Linked DNA regions of Homo sapiens: region 1 is linked to region 2. Evidence: chromatin loops called from intact Hi-C (ENCODE). Cell type or tissue: heart left ventricle. All regions are shown on one strand. Each heading gives the region's core, and the rest is flanking DNA. Links, peaks and the distances in the headings are about the cores only. Region 1 overlaps NDUFB3 (NADH:ubiquinone oxidoreductase subunit B3). Region 2 holds the start of CFLAR-AS1 (CFLAR antisense RNA 1).

Region 1 (7,184 bases), core at 1,771-4,270, 73 kb after region 2:
GTTAAATCTATCATCTTGCTATTTCTATTTGTCCCATTGATCTTTTTCCTTTTAAACTCTTTCCTTTTGCTTCTGGTATCCTGCTGGAAGATAGAGACTGTAAATTCCAAAAACAAAAACAAGACAGGTGGGGCGTGGTGGCTCATACCTGTAATCCCAGCACTTTGAGAGGCTGAGACAGGTGGATCACTTGAGCTCAGGAGTTTGAGACAGCCTGGGCAACATGGTGAAATCCAGTTTTTACCACAAACACAAAAAATTAGCTGGCTGTGGTGGCACTCGCCTGTAGTCCCAGCTACTTGAGAGGCTGAGGTGGGAAGATTGCTTGAGCCTGGGAGGCGGAGGTTGCGGTGAGCTGCGATCGGGCTACTGCATTCCATCCTGGGCAACAGAGTGAGACCCTATCTCAACAAACAAACAAAACACAGAGAAGAAAGTATGTATTAAATTTTTATCTAAATTAAAAAATAAACGCTTTCCTTTTTTTGCATGGAGTCTTTTTTATGTTTCATATTACCATATTCTATTTACCACTATCAGTTTATTAGAAATTCATCTCACTTTAGCATTGCTTTACATTTAAAAACAGAAATTTATGAAGAAAAAGTCACCTTGGGTGCGGTGGCTCACACCTGTAATCCCAGCACTTTGGGAGGCCAAGGCAGGTGGATCACATGAGATCAGGAGTTCAAGACTAGCCTGGCCAACATGACAAAACCTGTTTCTACTAAAAATACAAAAATTTGCTGGGCGTGGTGGTGGGTGCCTGAAATCCCAGCTACCTGGCAGGCTGAGGCAGGAGAATCGCTTGAACCCAGGAGTTAGAGGTTGCAGTGAGCTGAGATTGTGCCACTGCCCACCCCTCTAGGCTGGGAGAAAGACTCATTCTCAAACCAAAAAAAAAAAAAAAGAAAAGAAAAAAATTCACATTGGGATTTTCTCTGTTTCATTATTTAAACAAAATTATCACCCCTCCTCAATAAGTGTTACATCTATTTTTTTTGTTTGTTTTTTCGGAGACAGAGTCGTGCTCTGTCACCCAGGCTGGAGTGCAGTAGCGTGATCTTGGCTCACTGGAACCTCTGCCTACTGGGATCAAGTGATTCTCCTGCCTCAGCCTCCCAAGTACTTGGGATTACAGGTGCCCGCCACCACGTCTGGCTAATTTTTGTTTTTTTAGTAGAGTTGGCGTTTCACCATGTTGGCCAGGCTGGTCTGCAACTCCTGAGCTCAAGTGATCTGCCCACCTCAGCCTCCCAAAGTGTTGGGATTACAGGCATGGAGAATGTCTAGTTTATTGTTAGAAATACAGAAAAAGGTCAGGCGCGGTGGGTCATGCCTGTAATCCCAGCACTTTGGGAGGCTGAGGCAAGTAGATCATTTGAGCCCAGGAGTTTGAGACCAGCTTGGGCAACAAGGCGAAACCCCACCTCTACTAAAAATACAAAAAGATAGCCTGGTATGGTGGAAGGATCCCTTGAGCCCAGGGAGGCTGAGGTTGCAGTGAGCCAAGATCACTCTCCCACTGCACTCCAGTCTGGGTGACAGAGCAAAACCCTATCTCAAAAAACAAAAAAAAGAAGAAAAAAATGTAAGGTTTTTCATGACATAAGAACAATGAGGACTAAGGACTAAGAGGACTAAGCAAGAGTAGAAAATACCACAAAATACCACAATTAAGAAAAATGAACATGATACATGGATGTGTCAGCCAGAAAAGGGCAGTAGAATCTGGGTTCCTCTAAACCATCTGAAGAGGATGATAAAAGCAGCAAGGCCAGCCAGGCGCGGTGGCTCACGCCTGTAATCCCAACACTTTGGGAGGCTGAGGCGGGTGGATCACAAGGTCAGGAGATCGAGACCATCCTGACTAACACGGTGAAACCCTGTCTCTACTGAAAATACAAAAACAAAATTAGCTGGGCATGGTGGCGGGCGCCTGTAGTCCCAGCTACTTGAGAGGCTGAGGCAGAAGAATGGTGTGAACCCGGGAGGCAGAGCTTGCAGTGAGCCGAGATCACGCCACTGTACTCCAGCCTGGGTGACAGAGCGAGACTCCATCTCAAAAAAAAAACAGCAAGGCCAACTCCCATTTAAATACTTGTTAGTGCCAGCTAGGTCAGGACTAGTTAAAAAAAAAAAAAGAAAAAGATTAAAAAAAAACTTCTTAGAACATGCCCATTTGCTCAGCCAAATATATGATGCCTGCCTGCTATATGCAGAACGCACTACTGCTGTTCTCCAACCCCCTATGTATTCTAAACCAAATCTGATATGGCTTGAGACACTTTTTTTTTTTTAAGAATGACAAAAGCAGATTGGCATATATATATATTTTAATTGATTAAATCTTACTAATATTCTGTAAGGGATAAACCAGACAAGTAGGCTACAGAGAAGAAATCTTATTTTGGAGAGTTAAGAAACCACTATGATGCTTCCAGGTATTATCTTCAGTGATGCTTCTTATCTTTATTCAGGGACTCCAGGTAATATTCAGCTCCTACAGCTACCACAAATGCAGCAAATCCCCATTTGAATCCTTTAAAGAATACATCAGAAAAGGAAACACTCTTTGCAAAGCCACCCATGTATCTCCAAGCTTCATTGCTAGAAAAAAAAAAAGAAAAAATTATAATCATACACAACGTGTGTGTATATACGTTGAAGACATTTAATTTTCATCTTTCTAATTGACTTAAATGCTACCCTACAGAAGATCATTTAAGTGAATCGCAATAGGAATCTTTCTGTGGCATAGGATAATTAAGTATATGCCCAAGTTTCACATATAAAATAGAAGAATAAACACTTGATGGTTTCACATTTAATAGTCATATGCCTCAGGATTTTACAGAACCCTCAAATGCAAGACTCACGTCAGCTTATCTGTCACAGGTCAGATGGGCTCTGCCCACACTAGTCATTACAACATCACGGAAAGATGAAGTTAGAGACTTGGTATTAATCTTTGGTATGCCACTTATATTAGATTCACAATCTTGTAGGCTGGGCAAGATGCTTAGCCTGTCATGGTCTGCTTCCTGTTCTATTCAATGATGATTATTATCTACTTTATAATATCATAAAGACTAAACAGGCTCATGCATGATATATTTTGGCAGAGGAGTATGGAGTATGTAACACTTGACATTACTGTTACTATTCAAAAGGATCTCTGCTTCTCCCTACCATAGCAGCCTGAATTTTGGAAGATTGATACCCTGCTCTGGTCTGATAAGGACAAGCCAATGAAAAAATCATGTTATGAAAAACAAAAACTATTTAACTCTAGAAATATGACTTAGGAAATACGAGAGCTAATTAAATCTAATTGGGATACCAAAACCAGACAAAGATGTTAGAAGAAAAGCAGCTACAGAATACTATCCCTCATGAACATAGATGCAAATATTCTTTTTTTGGCGGGGGCGGATGGAGTCTTGCTCTGTCACTGAGGCTAGAGAGCAGTGGCACAATCTCAGCTCACTGCAACCTCCACCTTCTGGATTCAAGTGATTCTTCCACCTCAGCCTCCCAAGTAGCTGGGATTACAGGCACACACCACCATGCCCGCTAATTTTTGTTTGTTTGTTTGTTTATTTATTTATGACAGAGTCTCAATCTGTTGCCCAGGCTGGAGTGCAGTGGTGTGATCTCAGCTTACTGCAACCTCTGCCTCCCAGGTTCAAGCAATTCTCTGCCTCAGCCTCCTGAGTAGCTGGGATTATAGGTGCCCGCCACCATGTCTGACTAATTTTTGTATTTTTTTTTTTTTTGAGATGGAGTCTCGCACTGTCGCCTGGGCTGGAGTGCGATGGTACGATCTTGGCTAACTGAAACCTTCACTTCCTGGGTTCACGGGATTCTCCTGCCTCAGCCTCCCCAGTAGCTGGGATTATAGGCGCACACCACCACATCCAGCTAATTTTTTGTATTTTTAGTAGAGACGGGGTTTCACTATGTTGGCCACACTGGTCTCGAACTTCTGACCTTGTGATTCACCCACCTCGGCCTCCCAAAGTGCTGGGATTACAGGCATGAGCCACCGCGCCCGGCCAATTTTTGTAATTTTAGTAGAGACAGGGTTTTGCCATGTTGGCCAGGCTGGTCTCAAACTTCCAGCCTTAAGTGATCCGCCTGCCTTGGCTTCCCAAAGTGCTGGGATTACAGGCATTAGCCACCACACCTGGTGCAAATATTCTTAACAAAATTTTAGAAAACTGAATCCGACAGCATATAAAAATGGTAATACATCATAATGAAGTAGGGTTCACTCCAGGAATGCAAGATTTGTTTATATTTGAAAATTAATAGAAGTAACTCGCCATATTAACAGAATAAAAAGGAAAAACTATGAACATCTCAATAGATGCAGAAAAAGCATTTAACAAAATCCAATATCCATTAATGGTAATAACAGGATGGGCACGGTGGCTCAGGCCTGTAATCCCAGCACTTTGGGAGGTCGAGGCGTGTGGATCACCTGAGGTCGGGAGCTTGAGACCAGCCTGGCCAACGTTTTAGTCTCTACTAAAAAAACAAAATTAGCCGGGTGTGGTGGCACATGCCTGTAATCCCAGCTATTCGGGAGGCAGAGGCAGGAGAATCGCTTGAACCTGGTAGGCAGAGGTTGCGGTGAGCCAAGATCTCGCCATTGCACTCCAGCCTGGGCAACAAGAGCAAAACTCTGTCTCAAAAAAAAAAAAAAAAAAAAGAAATAATAAACAATGAAACACTTAGTAATCTAGAAATAGAGAGAAATTCCTCATCTTGATAAAAGGCACCTAGGAGATCACTGTAAGAAACATCATACTAAGTGGTGACCCACCAAATGTTTTCTCCCAGTTGGGAATAAGGCAAGGACGTCCACCACTTTCATTCAACATTATAGTAGTGGTGTTAGCCAGTACAAAAATGCAAGAAAAAGAAATAAAAAGTTTACAGATTGAAAAGGAAGAAGTAACAATGTATTTGTAGACAGAATGATTGTTTATGAAGAACATTCTAAGAAATCTGTAAAAAAAATCTACTTGAACTAAAAAGTGAATTTAGCGGCCGGGCGCGGTGGCTCACGCCTGTAATCCCAGCACTTTGGGAGGCCGAGGCGGGTGGATCATGAGGTCAGGAGATCGAGACCATCCTGGCTAACAAGGTGAAACCCCGTCTCTACTAAAAATACAAAAAATTAGCCGGGCGCGGTGGCGGGCGCCTGTAGTCCCAGCTACTCGGGAGGCTGAGGCAGGAGAATGGCGTGAACCCGGGAAGCGGAGCTTGCAGTGAGCCGAGATTGCGCCACTGCAGTCCGCAGTCCGGCCTGGGCGACAGAGTGAGACTCCGTCTCAAAAAAAAAAAAAAAAAAAAAAAAAGTGAATTTAGCAAGGTAACAAGATATAAACTCAACATATAAAAGTCAACTGTGTTTACAAGTATTAGCAATGAACAACTGGAAGTTGAGATTTTAAAATACTATTTACAATAGCATCAAAAATTAAAATAATTCAAGCTGGGTGCTGTAGCTCAGATCTGTAATTCCAGCACTCTGAGAGGCTGAGGTGGTCAAATCACATGAGCTCAGGATTTTGAGACCAGCCTGGGCAACACAGGAAAACCTCGTCTCAACAAAAAATACAAAAATTAGCTGGGCATGGCGGCATGCACCTGTAGTCCCAGCTACTCGGGAGGCTGAGGTGGGAGGATGATTTCAGCCCACGAGGTAGAGGCTGCAATGAGCCAAAACGGCATCATTGCACTCCATCCTGGGCGACGGAGACTCCATCTCCCAAAACAAACAAACAAACAAACAAACAAACAACGCCAGGCCTGATGGCTCAAACCTGTAATCCTAGCACTTTGGGGGGCTGAGGCGAGCGGATCACTTGAGGTCATGAGTTCAAGACCAGCCTGGCCAACATGGTGAAACCCCATCTCTACCAAAAAAATACAAAAATTAGGCCTGGCGCGGTGGCTCATGCCTGTAATCCCAGCGCTTTGGGAAGCTGAGGTGGGTGGATCATGAGGTCAGGATATCGAGACCATTCTGGCTAACACAGTGAAACCCCATCTCTACTAAAAAATACAAAAAATTAGCCGGGCATAGTGGTGGGCGCCTGTAGTCCCAGCTACTCGGGAGGCTGAGGCAGGAGAATGGTGTGAACCCAGGAGGCGGAGCTTGCAGTGAGCGGAGATCGTGCCACTGCACTCCAGCCTGTGTGACAGAGCGAGACTCCATTTCAAAAAAAAAAAAAAAAAATTAGCTGGGCGTGGTGGTGCACGTCTGTAATCCCAGCTACTCAGGAGGCTGAGGCAGGAGAATTGCTTAAACCCAGGAGGCAGAGGTTGCAGTAAGCCAAGATTGTGCCACTGCACTCCAGCCTGGGTGACACAGTGAGACTCTGTCTCCCAGAAAAATAAAATAAAATAAAATAAATAATTAATTCAGTATAAATTTAATAAAATATGTGCAAGACCTGTACGTAAAGCAATAAAATACTGCTGATAAAATGAACAAGACCTAAATTGCCCATTGACTAGAAGACTTAATATTGTTAAGACATCACTTATCCCTAAATTTTTTGTTTTCTTTAAGATGGAAGCTTACTCTGTTGCCCAGGCTGGAGTGCAGTGGCACGATCTTGGTTCATTGCAACCTCAGCCTCGCGGGTTCAAGTGATTCTCCTGTCTCAGCCTCCTGAGTAGCTGGGATTACAGGTACCCACTACCACACCTGGCTAATTTTTGTATTTTTAGTAGAGACAGGGTTTCCCATGTTGCCCAGGCTGGTCTCGAACACCTGACCTTAAGTGATCCACCCGCCTCGGCCTCCCAAAGTGCTGGAATTACAGGTGTGAGCCACCATGCCTGGCCCCTAAATTGATGGGAATCTGATTCAATGTGGATGTGAAATAGATTCCCATTGTGAATCTATGTGAAACAGATTCAATGTGATCCCAATTAAAATCCAAGCAGGGATTTTAATAGAAATTGTCAGGTTCATTCCAAAGTTTATATGTAAAAGCAAAGGACCTAGAATAGCTAAAACAATTTTTTACAGGTTGGAGATCTTGGCTGGGCACGGTGGCTCATGCCTGTAATCCCAGCACTTTGGGAGGCTGAGGCGGGTGGATCATGAGGTCGGGAGATCCAGACCATCCTGGCTAACACGGTGAAACCCCGTCTCTACT
Region 2 (5,168 bases), core at 267-2,766:
CTGTTGTTTTTAGCCACTAAATTTTGGAGTGATTTGTATACATTTTTAGGTAAATAATTCACCAGGTAAGTCCTTTGACCTTTCCTATCGGTAAAAGGAAAAGGCTTCTTACTTTTCTCCTTTGCTTGGCCCACAACTAAGGATTAAACAATGAATTATTGGCTGGGCGCAGTGGCTCACCTGTAATCCCAGCACTTTGGGAGGCTGAGGCGGGCAGATTACCTGAGGTCAGGAGTTCAAGACCAGCCTAGCCAACATGGCGAAACCCTGTCTCTACTAAAAATACAAAAATTAGTCAGGTGTAGTGGCACGCACCTGTAGTCCCAGCTACTCAGGAGGCTGAGGCAGGAGAATCGCTTGAACCCAGGAGGTGGAGGTTGCAGTGAGCCAACATTGTGACACTGCACTCCAGCCTGGGCAACAGAGTGAGACTCTGTCTCAAAAAAAAAAATTAATTATTATATCATGTAAGAATGAAGAGCTACAAAGGAGGTGCTGATATTCCTAAGTCTATAATCAATAAGCATCATTAACAAGGAAATAGGAGACATGATTCACAGGTTGCAAATAACCCATTAAATAGTGAGGGCAACCAGCCCCAGTGGCTCACATCTGTAATCCTAGCACTTTGGGAGGCCGAGACGGGCAGATCACCTGAGGTCAGGAGTTCGAGACCAGTCTGGCCAATATGGTGAAACCCCGTCTCTACTAAAAATACAAAAATTAGCCAGGCGTGGTGGTGCTCACCTGTAATCCCAGCTACTAGGGAGGCTGAGACAGGAGAATTGCTTGAACCCGGGAGGCAGAGGTTGCAGTGAGCCAAGATTGCGCCACTGCACTCCAGCCTGGGCAACAGAGCAGAACTCCGTCTCAAATTCAAATAATAATAATAATAATAATAATAATAATAATAATGATGAGGGCAAATGCCGTTACAGGATCTCTGGGTAGCTGTTATCAGGACTGTAATTTTGCACAGCCTTTTTGAAGAGCAATTTGGGAGTATCATTAAATTTTAAATGTGTATACCCTTTATAAAAAAAAGAAAACTCTGTGTGGTAGAAGAGGCCTGGACGCACTGTCCCCTAGCCATCTCCTCTGAGGGTGCAGGCTTGTTTCGATACCCAGTGCTGAATCCAGGCTGAACAAGGAGAGAACCTGGACTAGGACTCCAGTTCCATCACTGCTATTCTATTCCAAAGGACTCACACGTCTCTAATCATGGAGTATTTGCTCCTCCAGGGGGCAGAAGCAAACAGGGAAACACCAGACTCAAAGCTCTTTTGTGTACTTATCTCAAGATTGGTTCACTTCCCTCAAAACCTCTCTTCACTGATAAATGTCCTTCCTTATCAAACAAAGTCCTTGAAAGAAAACTTCACCACATTCTCCCTGCCCATGCTGATATGTAAGGCTTGGACAGAACAAATGCTGTACTGTGCCTTCCAGCTCTTTCCTTTATTTGTGCTCCCTGGAGGTTCTGGCTGGGGAAGCCCCTGTCACATGACTGTGAGCAGACAGCTGTGTGGTGCAGGGCAAAAGAGGAACCAGCCTTGGAATCACAAGATGTGGGTTTAAGTCCTAGTTCCTCCATCTCCTCCTACTAGGGTCTGAATCTTGCATGGTCTTGGAAGAGACTGAGCTATAACAGCAGAGAAGCTAGGAAGGAAATGGGAATCTGAGGTCTGGGGCAGAAAATCCTTACCTAAAAGAACAGAAGAAAAATGGCTAAAGCTGGAGGTGAAGCCAAAAACCATGCAGGTCCCAAGTGCCAATAAGAATAGCAGGTCTGAGCCTCAGACAAGACACAGCATTGCTTAAATATCCTGTGGCAAGGGAGTCACTCCACAGGCCCAGCCTGAAGACATTACCGCTGACATTTCCCATTAACGTCACAATTTTCCTCTATGAGGTGGTGAGGTGGAGTGGGAAGGGCTGTTAGCTGGCACTTGCAACTTTATTGCGCCAGCAAGAACATGCATACAGCCCAGTCTAACGTACAGGATCAAAAAGGTAATGACAGTGTGACTTTGAGTCAGTTTGAGTCAGCCCCAGTTTATTCATCTATAAAACAAGATTAAAACTAATGCTTGGCCAGGTGCAGTGGCTCACACCTACAATCCCAGCACTTTGGGAGGCTGAGGTGGGAGGATGGCTTGAGCTCAGGAGTTTGAGACCACCCTGGGCATCACAGGGAACCCCGTCTCTACAAAAAATAAAAAAACTAGCCAGGCATGGTAGTACAAGCCTGTAGTCATCACAGCTACTCAGGAGGCTGAGGCAGGAGGATCTCTTGAGCAGGAGGTTCTTCAAAAGGTGACTGTGAGGGCAGGGTACAGTGGCTCATACCTGTAATCCCAGCACTTTGGGAGGCCAAGGCGGGTGGATTGCTTGAGCTGCAGAGTTTGAGACCAGCCTGGGCAACATGGCGAAACCCCATCTCTACCAAAAATACAAAAATTGGCTGGGCATGGTGGCACGCATCTGTGGTCCCAGCTACTTGGGAGGCTAAGGAAGGAGGATCACTCGAGCCCAGGAAGTGGAGGAGCCAAGATCGCTCCACTGCACTCCAGCCTGGGTGAAAGAGTGAGACTCTGTCTCAGAAAAAAGGTGACCGTGAGGATCCAATGAGATTTCTGTAAAGATGCTTTGCAAACTGTGTTTATTCAAATATAAGATATTGACTTTAAAGGAAATAAAGGCAGCCATTTCAAAGTACAAATCACCAACCTTATGGTGTTGCACATCTCTCATGGAATCTCTCTCTTAGGACCTGGAGGGAGGTCTCTATATTCTAAACTAAAATGGGCTCAGAGCAGACAGAGTCCATATCCTATGTAGGTAGGACAGTAACTGTTTTGTCCTTGCACATAAATAGAGGAAGAAAAACTTGGGGGCTGGGTTTGGAAAATAAAATTTCAACAAACTACAGAAGACCCACTTCTCCTTCTAGAACCCACCCTGGAAATCCCACACTCAACCCAGTCTGATCTCCGTAAATTTCAACTGTTCTTTAGAACTTCTGGAAATGATGTGGGGGGGTGGGGAGGGGAAGGGCAGGGGTTCTTCTGGCCTTGCAGTTAGTACAGGGCTGTTCATTCAAGGCTAGGGTCAGCACTACTCACAGGTTTGAGGACTTCACAGATAAACCAAAAAAACCAAAATACAGTAAAATGTCATGACTTCATTAATTTAGAATTTGTTTTGATCTAAATGAGGATACATTTATCTTGACAATTTCTATGAAAAGGGCTTCATTAAATAAATGTATAAAATAAACAAGAATGAGGGAATGCTTCACCAGTTAATTTACAATCACATATTGAGTACCTTTAATAAGCCCAGTGTTAACTGCTATAGAGCACATGGGTAAAACATAAGATGGGCAAAACATTCTTAGTGAAAAAGGGAGTTCTGAGGTCAAACGTGTTTGGGAAATGCAAGGTGGACAAGGCTAAAATAGGTTTCTTCGCAGGAAGAATTCTCAGAGCCTTTAATAGGTCAATATGCATTGCAAATCTCTGAGGGGGAAGAGATTAGGCAGCGCTTCTCAAATTTACTTGACCGGAAAACTCTTGTTTTACAAAGTTCCCCTTATTGCCTACAGAAACACTTGGACAAGAGAATACATATCAAATATATGATGTACTTCAATCAAAGAGCTTATAATCTTGTTGGGGAAGCAAAGCTTATAAATACGCATAAAACAAAGATTACGTGGTGGCTCATGGCCATAATCCCAGTGCTTTGGGAGGCCAAGGCAGGAAGATCACTTGAAGCCAGGAGTTCAAGACCGCCCTGGGAAATACAGCAAAAGACCCTGTCTCTATAAAAAACAAAGTTAGCCAGACATGATAGCATGTGCCTGTAGTCCCAGCCACTCAGGAGGCTGAAGTGGGAGGATTGCTTCAGCCCAGAAGTTTGAGACCAGCCTGGGCAACATAGTGAGACCCTGTCTCTACAGAATATTTTAAAAATTAGATGGATGTGGTGGCGCCTGTGTGTAGTTCCAGCTACTTGGGAGGGTGAGGTGAGAGGATTGCTTGAGCCCGGGAGGTGAAGGCTGCAGTGAGCCATGATTGTACCCCTGTGCTCCATTCTGGGTGATAGAGCAAGACCCTGTCTCAAAAAAGAAAAGGAAAGTACAGAAAAATGTTCAAGCTTTTCAGAAAGAGCAGGATAGAAAAAAAAAATACTTCCTCTTGGCCAGGTGCGATGGCTCATCCCCGTGATCCCAGCACTTTGGGAGGCCGAGGCGGGCGGATCACCTGAGGTCAGGAGTTCAAGACTAGCCTGGCCAACATGGTGAAACCCCATCTCTACAAAAATACAAAAATTAGCCGGGCATGATGGCGGGTGCCTGTAATCCCAGCTACTCAGGAGGCTGAGGCGGAGAATCGCTTGAACCCGGGAGACAGAGGTTGCAGTGAGCCAAGATAACGCCATTGCACTCCAGTAGCCTGGGTGACAGAGCGAGACTCTGTCTCAAAAAAAAAAAAAACTTCCTCTTAAAATCTGCAAACATCGTCTTTTATTTTTATTCAAGGGCCTTAAAAACAACCAGAGCTTTAGGCCAAGCCGTAAAGCCCATCTGTCAGAGATGTGAGACGCTTGCTTCTATATTCCTAACAAGATAAAAGTCCAGTGCTTAAAGATGACCCACCAGGGCCTAGCACAGGTCCAGCTTTGCTGTCACTGACACAGATGACACAACACCAAAGACTTATTTTTCAATTCTACCAAACTGAGATAATTAGTTCCCAAATCCCTGAGCATTTACTTCTGCCTCAAGAAGAGGTTACTGAACTCCATAAGAATTCTTCTCAAGAAAGAACTACCAAAGAATAACCTTATTTCATGCACAACACAGCTCTGAGATCAGACTCCACCTCATTGCCTTAATATTTGCTTCACACAGGGCCAAGCATGGTGCTTTGCACATAGTAGGCCCTCAACGAACATTTACTGGACAAACAAAGAAATAAAGCTTTAAATACTTGGGGGACTTGCATGCTTTTTGGATAAAAGTCTGGTTTTTTGAGGAGAGAAGGGAAGATAGGTAGAAGAGAGTCTGCTAAACTCTAAAGATAAAAAGGAATGGCTTTTAGAAACACACTGACACTGGGAGAGCTTATTCCTTCATTCATTCACCCAACAATTATTTATTG

Evidence for each region. A loop is a pair of places that touch in the nucleus more often than their neighbours do. Peaks named below come from ENCODE experiments on the same cell type or tissue, not always from the same donor. Only the 100,000 strongest peaks of a DNase experiment are listed, where the experiment ranks them.
Region 1: it touches region 2 in a loop (2.3-fold over the local background); 60 of 110 quality-filtered maps call a loop at or near these places.

What each region holds. Positions count from the first base shown.
Region 1 is chr2:201,080,885-201,088,068 of GRCh38, reverse strand. It overlaps NDUFB3 (NADH:ubiquinone oxidoreductase subunit B3), which reads right to left. Exons shown (of 3, transcript NM_002491.3): 3 at 2,319-2,610. The coding sequence ends at 2,454. Among named protein-coding and RNA genes, the nearest start is that of NDUFB3, 12 kb to the right of the region's middle. In heart left ventricle, for the core only: no CTCF peak of the experiment used is centred there; no DNase peak of the experiment used is centred there.
Region 2 is chr2:201,154,600-201,159,767 of GRCh38, reverse strand. The region is part of intron 8 of CFLAR (CASP8 and FADD like apoptosis regulator); the gene reads right to left. CFLAR-AS1 (CFLAR antisense RNA 1) reads left to right here and starts at 1,976. Exons shown (of 7, transcript NR_040030.1): 1 at 1,976-2,013. RefSeq lists enhancers at 1,248-1,577, 1,598-1,677. In heart left ventricle, for the core only: a CTCF peak has its summit at 1,241 (motif pointing right); a DNase peak (open chromatin) is centred at 1,500; H3K27ac peaks cover 1,974 bases.